Linked DNA regions of Homo sapiens: region 2 is linked to region 1. A link is a contact called in ENCODE Hi-C or POLR2A ChIA-PET data. All regions are on one chromosome and are shown on one strand. Each heading gives the region's core, a stretch centred on a gene start or an enhancer-like site at or near the end of the contact. The rest is flanking DNA. Distances are from core to core; before and after follow the strand shown. Region 1 overlaps LOC105369844 (a long non-coding RNA gene). Region 2 has its middle 120 kb from the start of PHLDA1-AS1.

What was found. A loop is a pair of places that touch in the nucleus more often than their neighbours do. ChIA-PET counts read pairs that join two places held with the same protein, here RNA polymerase II (POLR2A). Pooled maps may share reads with other maps.
Region 2: a map of left cardiac atrium shows a loop between it and region 1 (2.0-fold over the local background). The contact joins two enhancer-like sites. A Hi-C loop is called at or near these places in 2 of 168 maps with a recorded cell type or tissue (PC-9 and left cardiac atrium) and 9 of 50 pooled maps. POLR2A ChIA-PET finds 5 or more read pairs at or near these places in 1 of 52 experiments (Caco-2).

The regions. Positions count from the first base shown.
Region 1 is chr12:75,722,707-75,729,032 of GRCh38, reverse strand. The region is part of intron 1 of LOC105369844 (a long non-coding RNA gene); the gene reads left to right. Among named protein-coding and RNA genes, the nearest start is that of KRR1, 210 kb to the right of the region's middle. Within about 2 kb of position 3,417, at least 11 of the 41 ENCODE cell types and tissues checked have a DNase peak (open chromatin) inside an H3K27ac peak, as active enhancers do.
Region 2 is chr12:75,906,636-75,912,961 of GRCh38, reverse strand. No RefSeq gene overlaps it. Among named protein-coding and RNA genes, the nearest start is that of PHLDA1-AS1, 120 kb to the left of the region's middle. Within about 2 kb of position 3,651, at least 17 of the 41 ENCODE cell types and tissues checked have a DNase peak (open chromatin) inside an H3K27ac peak, as active enhancers do.

The sequences.
Region 1 (6,326 bases), core at 2,168-4,667:
AAAAGCAAAGAAAAGATTAGGGAACTGGAAGATATTGCAATAGGAAATATCTAAAATGAAACAGAGAGACAAAAAGGAATAAAAAAAAATTTTTTTAAGTGTCAGTGTACTGTGGGACAACTTCAAGCAGCTGAAAATATGCATCATTTACTTATAAGAATAGCTAAAATGAAAAAGACTTGAGTATGCCAAATGTTGGCCAATATATATATATATATATATATATATATGGTCTAACCATTCCATTCCCAAGTATTTTTCCAAGAGAAATGAAGTCAAATGTCCACAGAAAGACTTGTTTGTAGATATTCATAGAAACTTTATCTTGTAATTATTAAAACTAGAAACAACCCAAATGCCTATCAACGACGAATGGATGGTATATCATCCATTGGTATGGTACATCCATACAATGAACACTACTTAGCAATAAAAAGGAATGAACTATTGATATATACTGTAGGGATGAATGTCAAAAATAATTACGCTGAGTGAAAGAAGCTAGACAACAGAGAGTACATACCATATTATTTCTTTTCTTTTTCTTTTCTTTTTTTTTTTAAGACAGAGTCTTGCTCTGTTGCCCAGGCTGGAGTGCAGTGGTGCGATCTTGGCTCACTGCTACCTCAACCTCCCGGGTTCAAGCAATTCTCCTGCCTCAGCCTCCTGAGTAGCTGGGATTACAAGTGCCTGCCACCACATCAGGCTTTTTTTTTTTTTTTTTTTTTTTTAAAGTACAGACAGGGTTTCGCCATGTTGGCCAGGCTGCTCTCAAACTCCTGACCTCAAGTGATCCGCCTGCCTTGGCCTTCCAAAATGTTGAGATTACAGGTGTAAGCCACCGTGCCCAGCCCCATATGATTTTATTTATATAAAATGCTAGATGATGCAAAATAATCTACAGTGACAGGAAGCAGACCAGGGATTGCCTGGACCCACGGCAAGGATGGGGGAGGCAGGTAAGGGAGGTAGTGAGAGATTAAAAAGGGGCACAGTAACTTTTGAGGTGATTAATATATTCACTCTCTTGATTATGTTGATGTCATTTATTTTGTGCTGGTTATGCATATAGTAAAGTTATTTTAAAAAAGAAATAACTTTTCCCAAATGATGAGCCATGTATCTTTTATAGAAGACCCTGGAATCACTTAAAAAATAAGATAAAGCAGGAAATGTTTTGTTGCACAATAGTTGGTAGGAGAAGTCTTTTCTCTCTGTTAAAACCCATTGGTCTCCGGAATCTAGGCCTCAGGAATCTGGGGAGGGGCTAGAGGCATAGTCTCTAGGCTGTACCAGCTGAGGCTCCCCACCAGGAGAAAATCCCAGGGCCACATTACAAGGGATAGTCATGAAGGTACAGAAGTAAGTAAATGTGCCAGGAAGGAGGAGCCAAACACAGACCAGAGGAAAAAAAGATAGTGTTGTGAACTCAAAAGGTAGAATTAAGATGCCACGTGGAAAGGGCTGGAAGAGTCTAAAGGTCAGTGAGAGGAGGTCTAGGGGCTGAAAGGAATTAAACAGAAGTAGAGAAAGGCAAATGCAGGCTCAGACCAAAATGGGAGCCTCTGGTGAACAACAGTCATCCCTTTGGACTTCTTCTGGTCAATGTTCGACGTGCTCTGCTGCTGCAAAGCAAAGCTGAGAAGCAACAGAAATGCATGCAACAGTTATAAGGCATTGCATAATTAATAAGAATGATTTTGTTGTGTAGATTATAGTAACATCTAGTTAGAAACACTTGGCAAGTGTGGTGGAGGGGAAAAGAAATTGAAAATCTATTTATTTAAACCTCAGTGAAAAAAAGTACTCAGAAGGTTAAGCTTTTTGGCCTTCGGCAGGGTTCCATCAAGGTATTTCCATTGGTTTGGACTATGAGATAGAACAGCTTTTGGTCTATGTGCATCAGCTGGCACTTGAAGAAAGGTGTGCAGTTAGGTGTAACAGAGATTTTGTTAAGAGTGCTTTATAATTACATTGCATTTTCAAATTTGTAAAATTCTTTCACATGCTTTATCTTTCTCATGTGGAGTTCCTATTTTTTAATCAGACTGATTAATTACTGTTAAAGATTATTTATATCAAATAATTTATAAAGTAAATTTTACAGTAGTGAGAATAAAAAGAAAGATTCACTCTGGGTCATTAGCTAGGTTGAGAAATCATCAAAACATAGGCTGGGCACAGTGATTCACGCCTGTAATCCCAGCACTTTGGGAGGCTGAGGAGGGAGGATCACTTGAGGTCAGGAGTTCAAGACCAGCCTGGCCAATATGGTAAAACCCCGTCTCTACTAAAAATACAAAAATTAGCCAGGTGTGATGGTACACGCCTATAATTGCAGCTACTTGGGAGGCTGAGGCAAGAGAATCACTTGAAACTGGGAAGCAGAGGTTGCAGTGAGTGATCATGCCATTGCATTCCAGCCTGGGTGATAGAGCCAGACTCCATATTTAAAAAAAAAAAAAAAAAGTAATCATCAAAACATAACCTTTAATAAGGAGCCTTAGAAATAATTAAACTTGCATTGTCCAATATAGTAGCCACTAGGTACATGTTTGTTTTAAATTTAAATTGATTAAAATTAAATAAAAGTAAAAATCCAGTTCTTCAGTCGTAGTACTTACATTTACACATGCAATAGTGCTCAATATGGCTAGGGCTACCATATTGGATAGTGCAGATATAGAACATTTCCTTCATTGGCCAAGGTTCTATTGGACAGTGCTGATCTAGACAAATATTTTTAGTGGCTAAAAATGTACTTTTAAATTGAATTTAACTTCAGGGCTGGAGAATTTGAGGCCCACAGAAGTTAGTGATTTATACAAAGTCACCCAAGAAGAACCTGAAAATGGCCCAAATTTCCTGACTTCTATATGAGTGATCATTTTAGCACCTCATACCACCAAACTTTTATTTTTAATTCTGCTCTTGAATAAGAGAGGATTGGATACTCCAAGCTGGCAAGTAATCAAACACTCATTTAGTTTTTTGTTTGTAATTTACATTTATATTTGAAGTTAGGCAGAGCTATAGTCCAAAAACTTTACTTCAAACAATATTAATGATGTCATGCTATAAAGACAGAATGCAGAAGAGCTTGGAAGTATTTCAGTTTCCTTGCTCTGTTTCTTTTTACACGTCCTTGTTCAAGCCACTCTACTCCATGCTGGGACAAGACAGTTTGTTCTTAGGTTAACAGAAAAACAGTCAGAGTCACCTCCTCTTAAAGCATCGAGCACCAGGTGGGAAAGGGCTCAGATTTTTAAAGGTTGCTCAGTGGGGCTTTGAAAATTAAAGAGAGCCCAGAAGAGATGTGGAGAAAGCATGCAATTACACTTGAGAAGGTGTAGCCTTTCCACTGGGTGCATTCTTGATGAGACAGCAAAGTGAGTCATTAAACAGTAGGCTGTCAATAAAGCTGAGACCCAGATTTGCCGTGGATCAGCTGCACTGCCAAAAATTTAACCATCTAAAAAAACCATGGGCAGATCCTTGGTGAACCCTTGGACCTGTTTGCATTACAAGCTTACAATCTTAATTTTTCTGAAAAGAAATAGAGAAAGGAGTAGATGTATATTGAAGAATTGCGATGAAATGCAAGAGTTCCTTATAAACATTACGCAGGGTCATTTTGGAAAGTCAATAATTTATAGCCTTTTTACTGGCCTCAGGGAAAAATGATCACTTCCACATTTGAATTTTAGTAAAAGTTGTTTTTCCTGGATCTCCATTAAATTTCATCCAGCTTTTGGCAGAAATTGTCTTCCTGGACCCTACTGGAGTGCTGGCTGACAAGTTACATCTTCCATGGGGCCACAACTCCCTAACGAATTCTGGGAGAGCAGCCTATTTTTGTTACCAGACGCTGGAGGATGCGTGACATGTCATTAACCTTCAAAACTGGCTCTGCACAAGAGTATTGTCAACAGATGGTGACTCTGATTCTCTCTCTCTCTCCCCTCCCTCCCTTCCTCCTCCATCCCCAGGATATCTTCTGGCATAGAATGCTCATTGGTTTCAAAGGGAAATTCGTGTGTGACACAGACACTGTGGAATGTAGAACAAAAACTGGAACAAAGTCTCTTATATTTATAATTGCGGACTATAGGAATTAAATGCACAGAGTAAACCATCAATAGTGTTTATACATTAAGACAGGCATACCAGTGATAAAGTGAATATTTATGCTGAGAGGCAGGCTCTTTAGGATCAGGGAAAGGTGTCTGGGCACTGGATGGAAGAGCTCAAAGCCAGCATTGGACTTAGAATTTTGGCCCAGCCATTTAACTCTTCAGTCTCTCACTTTGCCTTTTCAGTTTTTATCAGTGGAAGTCAATAGTAATTAGGGCATTATTTATCAGTTACTCCCAAAAAATGTAATCCCAGCACTTTGGGAGGCCGAGGCGGATCACGAGGTCAGGAGTTCAAGACCAGCCTAGCCAAGATAGTGAAACCGCATTTCTACTAAAAATACAAAAAAATTAACCGGGCGTGGTGGCGGGCGCCTGTGATCCCAGCTACTCAGGAGGCTGAGGCAGAGAATTGCTTGAACCCAGGACGTGAAGGTTACAGTGAGCCTAGATTATGTCACGGCCCTCCAGCCTGGGGGACAGAGCGAGACTCCATCTCAAAAAAAAAGAAAAGAGAAAGTTAATTCATTTATTATTTTTAGCAAATATTTATAGGATGCTTAAAATATACCATGCACTATGCTAGGCTCTAGGAAGAAACAAGATGTAAAGCAAAGTGCCTGTCAGGAAGAGGCTGACCAGTAATCAGATGATTATAATACAGCTTTTGAGAGCTTCCTATGGAAACACATATGGGGAAAGGAGAGGTCTACAACCCAGGATACCATGGGGCGCAGTTCCAGGGGCACAAAAAGCCATGCGGTAAACATATCACAGCTTCCCAAAGCATCAGTTTTATTTAACAGGACATTTAAACTATTTATCTTAAAATAAAATATATATATTACAGAGTAGAAAGAAATTTTCCAATAAATTTCTTTTATTTAGCCCACGTATACCGGGTTCTTTCACCTTTCTCTTAATGAAGACTTCTAGGGAAAAGTGAGGGCATAAAGACCGGTTTTTGTGTAGGCGTTTATGAAGCCTAAGAAGCCCTTTCAGTGCCACTTCGCCATCAGTGCTAGAGGAATCCACATCATACTATTTACATTCACAGGGCACCATGTGGTTTATAAAGGCATTTGACGAATTTTGCACCTCACAGTAAACAAGTGTGCTATTTTGCTTTACTGATGAGGATATCGAAGTTTTATGAGATTAATCCATTTTGGTGAGTGGTTCAAAGTCACAGAGTGATTAGTGGCAGAATCAGACTTCATCTTGGTTTCTGACACCAAATCCATTATTCTTTCTCCTGTAACTCATTCCTTCTCTTTCCAATGATTAAAAATTAAAAGACTGAGGTAAAGGATCTCTAGCCTTTTTCTGGCACATATCCACCTTCTTGCTCTTTGGGAATGGAGGGTAGAAGTGAGGAAGGTAGACTCTGGCAGATGCTGAGAGTGAAGTTCTTGAGAGGCCGGGTGAGATGGAAGGCTCTGCTTGATGTCTGAGAAAACTTAGGGAAAGGGGCATGGGAATTAATGAAGGTGAAACTGGGTTAAGTAGGGAACACTGTGGTGACAATTTAAGGATCTATCATGAGAGGTGTCAAGATCTGCTTGTTGTTAGATTTTGGGTCTCTTGCTAGTTGCCCTTCACATAGATTATACTCTTTGTTCTCTCATTGACGCCTCATGACCTTAGACTTGCTGTTTTGACTTTTCCATCCATCAAAACTAAACTAGCTAACATTGCAAAGTTTTGGAGGGATATAACATCAAAATAATGTTTAAGATGCCCCATCTTAAGTTAGGCAGTGAGGAAATACCACAAACCATGCTGATGCTTCTTGAAAAACAAGCAGGGCTAAGCCACATATCATTACTTGGCAATGCTAAATTCCTGAATTGCTTATATATACGTTTCACATGTAACCTCTGTCTTTAAACTAAAGAAGTTATTTGCTTATAATAATTACAGATTTGATTAAAATCATACACCGTGATTCAAGATTTAAAAATTAAATGGCTGAGACAAAGAAGTGACAAACTAAAGGAAGCCACAGTATGCTTGCCAATTGTTCTTGGCAGGAAATGGATGACTCATCCTGAACATGTGCTTTCGTTGCTGGGACAATGGGGCGCAATGAAAATGTTCAACTTACTGAATAGTGTGGACATTTTTGTCATCTGTTTGTAGGAGACTGATGAAATACAACTACAGATTAATAAGAACCCCGAAGTAACCTAT
Region 2 (6,326 bases), core at 2,402-4,901, 180 kb before region 1:
CCTATCACTCCTAGGCTACCAAGCTGTACAGCCTGTGACTATGCTGAATACTGTAGGCAGTTGTAACACAATGGTATTCGTGCATTTAAACATATCAAAACATAAAAAGCATACCTAAAAAGTAAAAATACAGTACAAAAGATAAAAAATGCTATACCTTAGCTGGGCATGGTGGCTCATGCCTGTAATCCCAGCATTTGGGGAGACTGAGGCAGGTGGATCACGAGGTCAGGAGTTCAAGACCAGCCTGGGCAAGATGGTGAAACCCCGTCTCTACTAAAACTACAAAAATTAGCCAGGCGAGGTGACGGGTACCTGTAATCCCAGCTACTCGGGGGGCTGAGGCAGAGAATTGCTTGAAACCGGGAGGCAGAGGTTGCAGTGAGCCGAGATCACGTCATTGCACTCCAGCCTGGGTGACAGAAAGAGACTCCATCTCAAAAAAAAAAAAAAAAAAAAAAAAAAAAGCTACACCTGTATAGGACATGTACTATGAATAAAGCTTGCAGGACTGGAAGTTTCTCTAGGTGAGTTAGTGAGTGGTGAGTGAATGAGTGAATGTGAAAGCCTAGGACATTACTGTACACTACTGTAGATTTTGTAAACACTGTACGCTTAGGCTACACTAAATTTATACAAATATTTTCTTTCTTTAATAATAATTAACCTTAGCTTACTGTAACTTTTTTACTTCATAAACTTAAAAAATTTTTAAAAACCTTTTAACTCTTGAAATAACACTTAAAACACAAACACCTTGTACAGCTGTACAAAGATATTTTCTTTCCTTATATTCTTATTCTATAAGCTTTTTAAAATTTATTTTTACTTTTTAAACTTTTATGTTAAAAAAGAAGACACAAACACACATTAGCCTAGGCCCACACAGGGTCAGGATCATCAGTATCATTGTCTTCCAACCTCCACATCTTGTCCCACTGGGAGGTCTTCATGGGCAATAACACACATGGAGCTGTTATGTCCTATGATAACAATGCCTGCTTCTGAAATATAATACCTCCTAAAGGACCTGCCTTAGGATGTTTTACAGTTAACTTTTTCTTTAAATAAGTAGGAGTATACTCTAAAGTAACCATTAACATATAGTCATTTATTATCTTTATCAGTATTATGTACTGTACATAATTGTATGTGGTATACTTTTTTTTTTTGAGATGGAGTCTTGCTCTGTCATCCAGGCTAGAGTGCAGCGGTGTGATCTTGGCTCACTGTGACCTCTGCCTTCTGGGTTCAAGTGATTCTCTTGCCTTAGCCTCCCGAGTAGCTGGGATTAAGGCACCTGCCACCACGTCTGGCTAATTTTTGCATTTTTAGTAGAGACAGGGTTTCACCATGTTGGCCAGGCTGGTCTCAAACTCCTGACCTCAAGTGATCTGCCTGCCCCAACCTCCCAAAATGCTGAGATTGAAGGTGTGAGCCACCATGCCCAGCTATATGTGGTATAGTTTTATACAACTGGCAGTGCAATAGGTTTGTTTATAGCAGCATCATCACAAACACATGAATAATAAGTTGTGCTGTGATATCACTAGGCAATAGAAAATTTTCAACTCCATTATAATCTTTATTTTTATTTTTAAAATTTTTAATTTGAGACAGGCTCTCAATCTCTTGCCCAGGCTGGAGTGCAGTACACAATCATAGCTCATTTTAACTTTGAATTCCTGGGCTCAAGCGATCCTGCCTTAGCCTCCTGAGTAGATAGGACTACAGGCATGTGCCACCACACCTGGATAATTTTTTAATTTTTTGTAGAAACAGGGTCTTGCTATGTTGCCCAGGCTGGTCTGGAATTCCTGGCCTCAAGGAATCCTCTTGCCTCAGCCTCCCAAAGTGTTGGGATTACAAGAATGACCCACTGTGCATGGCCCATTAAATCTTACGGGACCACTGCCATATATGTAGTCTGTCACTGACCAAAACATTGTTATGCAGCACATGACTCTGTGTGTGTGTGTGTGTGTGTGTGTGTGTGTGTGTGTGTATTTAAATTAATATATCTTGAGTACCTGTTAATGTGTTGGGCTCTGCTTTTGTTAACATGATCTCACCTGATCTTTAAAACAACCCTACCAGATAGGTGTTAACTTTTATTATTATTATCATAAAACTTTGGCTCAAATAATTGGAATGATTTTTATTTATTTAACAGATATTTATTGAGCATCTACTAGGTGCTAGGAATCATTTTAAGCGCCAAGGATTCAGAGATACATAAAGCAGGTATTGTCTCTGTGCTCAGGAAGCTGACTGTGATAAATAAGCAAACCCATAGTGAGATAATTTCAAGTATTATTTTGAGTGCTGTGAGGCAAATAAATAGGTTCATGCATCTGAGAGTAGCAGATGGTTGTGGGGGTCACCACTATATAGGTGAAGGGAACAGCAGTTACAAAGTGCTGAGGCTTTGCTTGAGGCTTTCTGACTTTTCAAGGTCACCCAACTTGTGAATGACAGCTCTGGGTTTTAATCAATTTCTGTGGAACAGCAGGCAGCAGGGGCATGGAAAGTTTAGCTTATTCAAGGTGAAGACTTGAGAGTTATGGGAGCATGTTAAAATGATATTTGCAGGGCTGGAACGGCTCCAGAACACCTGGGCTGTGAGGTCCCCCATCACCACGCAGAGCACCAGGGACTTCAGAGGAAATATTTGTTTTAATCATTTCTGGAAATGGGATTGCTGTTTGATATTTTCTCATTCTGTTTGCCTGACAACCACACAAGAAATCAGACTTTTTAAAGGCCTCTCTTGCCTAATCAACTAGATGCTTTGGAAAAAAATTTGCCAAATGATAGAAATATTTCTCTTTCAGCTTAACTGCTGACCCAGACTAGTGAAAGAAATGGCCTTTCAAAGAATAAATCTATGAAATTCCATTTCTGGGGCAAGTGCCTTGATTTGCATTGAGCATTGTTGTAAATGTCAACTGTCCGGCTCCCACTGTCAGCTTGAATGGCCATCAGTGTTTACCCTCCCAAGATAATTGCACTAACTTATTCAGCACATGGTTGGAGGCTGAGGCCATACTGTTTCTTGTTAATCTCAATCACGTCCCTCTTTCCTCCTTCCTTTTTCTCCTATGAGGCACTCCTAGATTTTTCAAGTTTATGATGAAATACTAAATTCTTCGCTTAGCAGGGCTGTTAGATTTCCTGAGTTGCCTTGCCGAGCCAGTATTCCCATGGCTGTTCCTGAGAGCAGGTGGGAGAATGTGAACCCGTTGAAGAGACTGAACAAAGGGACAAGCAGTGGCAATTTCCTTCCCTCACCACTGGAAGTTGATGTGAAGAGCCAAGGGCACAAAATTTTTCCAAATCAAAAATACCAGAATATACATGCTGTCTTGTTTATCAGTATCCCAAGGACCCAGAACATAGTAGATGTTGAGTAAATATTTAGTGAATGACAATCACAGCAAGTTGTCTCTGCTAGCTTAACCATCCTCCCATGGCCTCCTCAGTCCCTTCCTCATTGGACACTGCTGGATTTTTGCCAATTGTGTTCTCTTGAGGAAGGGGTTGAGGGGACAAAGGGAGGAAAGGCTGGACATATTGCCTAGGCTTGATTGGCTGCAGCCATTGTGACTCTTTTCCAGCTGCAGAGCATTTTGCATGTGAGGAATGATACGGAAACATGCCTCCAGCAGCCAGCTGGCTCCTCACCAGTTCTTTGTAAATACCAGCCAGAGGCAGCTCTGGTCTTCTGCCAGGATAGAGACAGTGAAAGCAAACTTCACAGGTTCCTCGCCCTCACATGGGGCTCATCAAGACCCTACAGCTGTTGTTTCAGCTCCAGATGAATTCTTTGTATTTTTACTTTAGAGAATCTACTAAGGAAATGTCATTCCCTCACTTCCCTCTGCCTATATATGTTTGCTTTGGCAGAGAATCACTCTGTGTTCCTCTCTTCTCCACTCTCATCTCTTTGATCCAAATGTTCTCTCCTGCTGGTTTCTTCTTGTCCCTGGAGGTACAAAACACATGTTTGGTTTGGTAGAAACATTAGGAGAATATCTGACTGTCTTCAATTGCTTAAGGGGGGGTCTTGATTAATATAGCTGTGTGTTTCAAAATCTGTTTTACCTGTTCTTCTATCAGCAGCATTATCATTAGCCAGTCTGGGAAAGACGCTTTATATAAATGAAAGATTTGGCCCAATTTCTAAGGAGTAATTTTACCGTGTTTTGTAGCTTTTGAGACTCATACATTTTCATACTTTAACACCTCAAAATTTGGGAGGCAAATTCTTTCTTATCATAGATATAGGCCATGCATTGATCAGTAGTACTGTTTTTTCTTTTTTGGTAGCTAAAATAATGGTGTGTCTTATAATAGATGGAATCTTAGATTTGATGAAATGCAGTAGTTTATTTTGGCCAAAAATATCTCAATTTATTTATTTATTTTTCTTTTGGTTCTTGATTTGGAGATTTATTTTTCTAGTTATTTTTTTTTCTATTTGGTGTTAATCATTCAGACTAATCTATGAACTACCTATTTCTATAATCAGCCCATTTTAAAATGTGTCCATCATGATAATTTTAAATATATATAGATAGATTTATATAAAGGAAGAAAGGATCCAGGAGTGAGAAAGCCGAGGTTCTAGTTCTGCTTTTGCTTTAACCTTGGATAAGTAATTACCTTTTGAGCTCTTCTTTCTTGGCTATAAAATAATGGGTAAGAATGCAATGATTGCGAAGACTTTGATTTCATTGTGGCTCCTCCTCCCTGTTGGTTGTTATTCAGAGTCAAAGGCATGAGATGGGTAGCAAATTTGGTTAATGTCTCCTCAGAGTAAGTTTATGTCATAGTGACTTGCGAGAACCTGTCATGCCAGACCCAATTAATTTTCTCTGTGAGATAATGATCCCATTGCATGAACAAATGAGAAGAGCTAATAGTTGAGTGCCAACAGAGTGCCAGGCACTGTGCTATCTGCTTGCTATGGGTTGAATTGTGTACACCCCCAAAATGTTGAAGTCCTGATTCCCAGGGGCTGTGGCTTTATTTGGAAATAGGATTGTCTTAGTCTGTTTGTATTGCTATAACAGAATACCTAAGACTGAGTGGTTTATAAAGAAAATAGATTTCTTTAGCTCACAGTTCTATAGGCTGGGAAGTTCAAGGGGCAAAGCACTGGCATCTGCTCTGCTACTGGTTAGGGGTTTTGTGCTGCTTCCACTCATGGTGGAAAGCAGAAGGGTAGGCGCATGCAAAGAGGTTACATGGCAAGAAAGGGAGCAAGAGAGAAAAACTGGGGAAACCAAACTCTTTTTAACAAGCTACTCCTGTGGGAATGAATTCATTCTACAGAGAACTAATCCAGTCTCAAGAGTGTGAGAACTTACTGACTACCTCAAGAATGGCACCACGCCATTCATTCATGAGGGATCTGACCCTCCTTACCCAAACACCTGCCGCTAAGTCCCACCTCCCAACACCACCATATTGGGGATCAAATTTCTACATGGGGACAAGCAATATCCAAACCATAGCAGGTCTTTATGGATGATCAAGTTAAAATGATGTCATTAGGACTGGCTTTAATCCAATATAATTGTCTTCTTAAAAAAAGAGGAAATTTGGACATAGAGACAGACAAACACACAGGGATAGTGCCAAGTAAAGATGAAGGCAGAGATTGGGGTGATGTGTCTGCAAATCCAGAGCACAAAAGATTGCCGGCAAACCACCAGAAGCTAGAAGAGATGTGTGGAAGATTCTCCCTCACAGCCCTCAGAAGGAATCAGTCTTGTTGACACCTTGGACTTCTGGCCTCTAGAACTGTGAGACAATCCATTTCTGCTGTTTAAGCCACCCAGTTAGTGGTGCTTTATTATGGCAACCCTAAGAAACTAATACACTGCTGTAGACAGACTGAATCATTCCATCCTCAGAATGAAACTATCCATTTATTCCCCAATGTGCTAGCACTAAGGCAGGAAGCAAATGGAAAATGTTTGCTCTCGTGGGGCTTATGTTCTAGTGAGAGAAGCCAGATAAAAAACAAACAAGTAAATATGTCATATGTCAGATGATTAGACATGCAATGGAGAAAAAAATAAGGCATGATAAGGGAGACAGAGAGTGTGTGGTATGGAGGTGGTGGTTACTGATTTATATAGGGGAGTCTGCAAAATACTGTGTAGAAAGAATATTGCAACTTCACAGCAACCAACATGAAGGCATGCTCTTGACATATTCACCAAACAAGTTTCTTTTTATTATTTTTAAAATATTATTTTTTAGAGGTGGGGTACAGTAGCATGATCATAACTCGCTACAACCTTGAACTCCTGGGC